Linked DNA regions of Mus musculus: region 2 is linked to region 1. Evidence: chromatin contacts called from ENCODE Hi-C or POLR2A ChIA-PET data. All regions are on one chromosome and are shown on one strand. The core of a region is the stretch at or near the end of the contact, and the rest is flanking DNA. Distances in the headings are between cores, read along the strand shown. Region 1 holds the start of Cstf3 (cleavage stimulation factor, 3' pre-RNA, subunit 3). Region 2 holds the start of Depdc7 (DEP domain containing 7).

The links. A loop is a pair of places that touch in the nucleus more often than their neighbours do. ChIA-PET counts read pairs that join two places held with the same protein, here RNA polymerase II (POLR2A).
Region 2: POLR2A ChIA-PET joins it to region 1 with 20 read pairs in embryonic stem cell. The contact joins the promoter of Depdc7 here to the promoter of Cstf3 in region 1. A Hi-C loop is called at or near these places in 1 of 37 maps with a recorded cell type or tissue (v-Abl transformed pro-B cells). POLR2A ChIA-PET finds 5 or more read pairs at or near these places in 4 of 5 experiments (Patski and embryonic stem cell).

Annotation. Positions count from the first base shown.
Region 1 is chr2:104,589,231-104,591,740 of GRCm38, reverse strand. Cstf3 (cleavage stimulation factor, 3' pre-RNA, subunit 3) reads right to left here and starts at 1,257. Exons shown (of 21, transcript NM_145529.3): 1 at 1,039-1,257. The coding sequence starts at 1,065.
Region 2 is chr2:104,741,603-104,744,112 of GRCm38, reverse strand. Depdc7 (DEP domain containing 7) reads left to right here and starts at 1,256. Exons shown (of 9, transcript NM_144804.2): 1 at 1,256-1,431. The coding sequence starts at 1,359.

The DNA of each region.
Region 1 (2,510 bases), core at 8-2,507:
TAAGTTCTAATTTGCCTACACTTCATTAACATACAGTCCTATTTTACCTCATCTGTCAACCTCCAATAATTTCTATTTTATTAGCTGGGGATTTGGGAAAAAGAAAAGAAATAAAAATACAAGCGTATTTCATTGCTATAGCAATAAGAAATTTAGGACTTTGTTTTCTTTTAAAACTAAATATACGTGGATCAAGATCAAAACACACACCTTTCAAAAACTCAGTTTTGTTTTTTACAGTAAAAGCCAAACACTAGCCTACAAAATTTAGGATATAAAAGAGCAAAAGAACCAAACATGGAGATGGACGCCTGGAGGCCAAGGAAGCAATCCTGTCAGAAGGTCCTGCCTAGTCAGGGCTACACTGTGAAAACCTATCCAAAACAAACAAACAGCCAAACAGCAAAAGGGTGAGATCTCCTATCTAAAAGTCCCATTTGTAAAATACTTATGTATCATTCATATCTAACCATCCAAACAGATGGTGCCTACAGTGACTAAAGCACATTTCGAGTTTTCAGTTTACCAAATTCTGCAATGTTTGCGTGGTCGTAAAAGCAAAAATAAAGTGTTCCTAAACGAGAGGGGAAGAAAGCGAATCCACAAAATTCCCCCAAAGCTCGGAAGAGCCGTGGCTCTTTTTACCTTCGCTCTCTCGGGGGCCGAATTTTCCAGACTGATTTCGTTATTTCTGGGGACAGAGGACTGGGGGGCAGACGAGGAAAACACTGCCAGCGCAGATACACGTTAGAACAATCTGGGACTACCGGAACACTAAAGTGGTATGAAATACACCGTCCCGACCGAAGAAACTGCAATGGCCAGGGCGAAGCGACGTCTCTGCCATTGTCTAAGTCCCATACTTATTCGTACGAACGCCACAGAGAAGCCCAAACCTGGGAGACTTCGGGGGATGCGCTCCCGATCCCCGGGCTCACTAGCTCTTCAGGGCCCTTGCTCACGCGAACGGGGTGCTCGCACCCACAGGGCTAGAGAGAGAAGAGGTCGCCACGAGGCCCCACCGCTCCCGTTCCTCACCTGCTCCGCGGCTGCGTCTCCTGACATGGCCTCGGGGGACTACAACGTACGCACCAGCCGGCAAAGGGAAGCTAGAAAAGGAAAATTAAACTAAAGGCAAACCCCACCAAAACCAGGAACACTACCCCTGTCCCTCAGAGCCAAAGCCGCCGCCAAATCCGCTGCCGCCGCCGCCGCCGCCGCCGCCCACTCAGATTTGAATTAAAATGGCTGCGCCCCAGCCGGCAGAGGGGGTGTGAGGCGCTTCCGTATTCACTTCCGGGACAGTGGGCGGGGCTGAGGCTTAACTCCCGGATTATTGGAGGTGCACAAGCGCAGAGCGCTCCCAGAGGGCGGGCTCAGTGCGTGAGCTAACGTCACGCCCGGAACTGATGACGCCGCTGTCCAGATTTCCGAGGCCGGCCGGAAAGATCCACCCGATTGGCCTGGGAGCTCCCGCGCTTCTTGGAATTTCACGACTGAGTTGCAGAGCCGAGCTCCTCCCTGCTGAAGCCTGACTGCCAATCCGCTCTGTACAGGCAAACTGACCATTTTAGGGAATAGCGTTGAGAGTTAGTGAATACCTCTCGTGTTTCGGGAATAAGGAGTCTACTAACGCGTTCTGTACGTTTTCTTTTCTTGGGGAGGAGAGGAACACATCAAGTCTGTTTTTTGTTTTTTTGTTTTTTTGTTTTTTTGTTTTTTGTTTTTTTTTTTTTACTTTTGCTGTCACCGTTCACTATTAGACCGGGGATTTTAGTTTAGCGTCTCACCACGATCTCTTATCTGCAAAATTGCGTTGATAGTGGCGAAGGAATGTTGCTTTGCATCCAGACTTCTCACCTACTATAGAGGAGTAGACTGGGCAATTTGCATTATCTGCGTCTCTGTTTCCTTGCCTAAAGATAGGAATAGCAACAGCAGCTAAGATTTAACTTAAAAGGTAAAAGCTCTTATTTGGCTTACGAGTAACCAGGAGGTTATTGAGCGGTGGTGGCACAAGTCTTTAATCACAGTACTCGGGAGACAGAGGCTGGATGGATCTCTGAGGGCAGCCTGGTGTGTAGAGCCCACGGACGAGGGCCATACAATGAGATGCATATATCTTTTTAAGCAAATAGATGCATGAATCAAATGTACATATATTGAGTCACTGCAACATTTGATAATGGAGTCTGAATATTTCAGAAGTCTCCCTCAATGGGGCGTTACTCTTTTAAACTGTTGCTGATGTGACTGACTTAGAAAAATATCCACAATGAGCCAGGATGGTTCAAAGAGTGGAGGTGCTTGCCGTGATGGCCAAAAAACTTGAGTTTGATCCTGGCATCCAATGAGTTGACAGGATAGAACCGACTCCAGGAAGTTATTCCTTGACCTCCACACATGCACTATGGCTTGCAAACTCCTGCACTTACAAACACACAGGCACTCACAAGATAAATATATAAATCTAAAAATAGCCACAAAATTAAGCCAGAAATATAAAATAG
Region 2 (2,510 bases), core at 7-2,506, 150 kb before region 1:
AGTTAGCGTTTCTTCTAGGCCCTGCCCCATAGTTACCTGGCAACAGCCAGGTATGCCTGCCTGACTCACTGTAAAAGGGGCTGCTTGACGCCTCCTCACTCTCTTACCTACCATCTTACACTCTTCCCTCTCTGTCCCTCCCCTCCCCTCCCCTCCCCTCCCTCCCCTCCCCTCCCCTCCCCTCCCCTCTCTCTCCCTTACCCTCTTAACTCCTCCCCAAACTCTATTCTATACTATACTCCTTGTGTGACTGGTATCTCAGGGGGAACGGATACCTCAGCATGGGCCTGCAGAGGAACCATTCTACCACAACATACCACGCCTCCACCAAGCATATCCCTTCCTTCTTTTTTATAAAACACAACACCCCCCAAAAGAGGTAGAAATCTATAGAAAGGGCAACAGTTGCGAACAAATGCCTTTATTCCCACTCAGGAGATAGAGGTAGCCAGAGATTTTCGAGTTCGTGGCTAGCCTATTCTACAGAGCAAATTCTAGGACCGCCAGGGTATATAGAAAGACCCTGACTTTATTCAAAAGAAGAAGGGAGGGGACGGTCATGCATCCGTCAGCTAGGTTAATGATCTCCAACATCATTCAACCTTGCCGACTTAACCCAGCACTGGGTCCCTGGTTTCTCTACCTCAATTACCCAAGAAACTGAAGCGCTCCCAGCAGCAACCCTCTCTCCTTCCCCCTCCAGTTTGTTCTTCCATGCTCCCCTTCCCGGTGCTCACCAGACCCAGGGTTAATTTAGAATCAACACAGATTTCCTTGGCAGGAAGCCCCATGATCTTTGTTGTTGCGGTCCTCTGACCTCTAGACATTGCTCTCCTAGGCTAGATAAGGTTTTGTTTGTTCTTTAGAGGGACAGGAAGGAAAAAAACTCCAAGTATTTATTATCCTGACACACTTGGGAGCATTTATGGTCCAAATACGAATTGCTAAATGTCGGTTCAGGTAATTCTCATTAAAAGCCCAGCCAACCTGGTCCTAATACTAGCAGGTGAGAGCAGAAAGCACTGAGACCTGGAGCAATAAGACTCCGGTTGGAGCGAGGGCAGATCCTGGAGGGACACCTTGGGACTCAGCGGGTCTAGCCCCGGGCTAGTACCGACTAGCACTGGAAAAGCCATGCCTAAGTACTTTCTACCTGGACACCGCCCGCCTGGAGCTGCCTGGGGCGTTTTGGAGCGCAGAGGCTTGGAGCCAGTCTGTGAAACACGTGATCGCCAGGGGCGGAGCCCGCCGGGAGCCCCGCTCCCCGGGAGTTAACCCGAGGCTTCGGCGCGGGCGCGCAGTCTGTGGAGCAGCGGCAGCAGCGGCGGCGCGGGCACGGAGTCCAGCCCGCCGCTGACATGGCCACGGTTCGAGAGAAGGCGGCGGCGCTGAACCTGTCGGCTCTGCACAGCCCTGCACAGAGACCTCCGGGTGGGTCGGAGGGCCGCGGCAGCGTGGGGCGGGCGCGGGCTGTGGGCGGGCGGTGCGCTCCGCGGGCTGCGCGGCCGCGAGGATCCGCTTTCTCCTCCTGGGTGGGCAGCCGGCCACGGGCCACGGGCCACGGACCCCGCCGCAGCCAGAGCTCGGCGTTTTAGGAACTTTACCAAACTTCGCTCGCAGTGGGGGTTAGGCTCCACAGCCTGACTTGTGACACGCGCGGAATTTTGAATAGTTTCCTGGCCAGCGTCTGGAGAACGAACTCTTGACTGCATGGTGGGATCAGAGGTCGGTGGCTCCCAGACTCAGGAGATGAAGTAATATTGTGTAAATTTAACACTTTCGCTACAAGCAATGTTTCAGTGAAGCCCCCATCACCCCCCCCCAACCCCTGATCTGATAGTTACATGACTTTGGGAGACAAATGTATTGAATCATTGAGGGCGGGTGTAAGATCTTTGACCCGAATCCGATAATCCGTTCTAAAATTCTGACTCTTAATTCTGCAAATAAGGAGATATTTGGATTTGTTTGGATAAGGTGCCACCTTTCCCCCTTTCTGGAACTGCGGGATAGAGAGCTGGAGAAATTGGCTCTCTACCAAAGCTTTTCATTTGTAAAATGCCAACTTGCGGAAACAGTGATTCCTTCCCCTAGGTCAGAAAAGTGTATCTCAGTGGTCCCAGCTATTGTGTTTGACTGACTTTACTAATCAATGCTCCACATAATCTCCAAGATCTTAATGATGAATTTTGCTAGAGAACTGCTTTCTCGGTACAGATTATAAAAGCGGCCTATAGTCCAGCTGTAGAGGTGTAAGCCCTCAGTCCTACACTGGGGAGGCAGAGAGAGGTAAGGCCTCTGAGTTCCAAGTCAGCTCTACACAGAAAGTTCCAAACCAAACAGTTAAAAAATGAGACTGTCTCAAAAAACAAAACAAAACAAAAAAAACCCCAGCAAACAAGATCTGACCACTTACTGCTCTCACCTAACAGGCTCTGATCACTTTATCACTTGACATGGCACTGGAAATTGTTGATAGCTTTAGGCTCTCTCTGGTAAATGGGATTCCC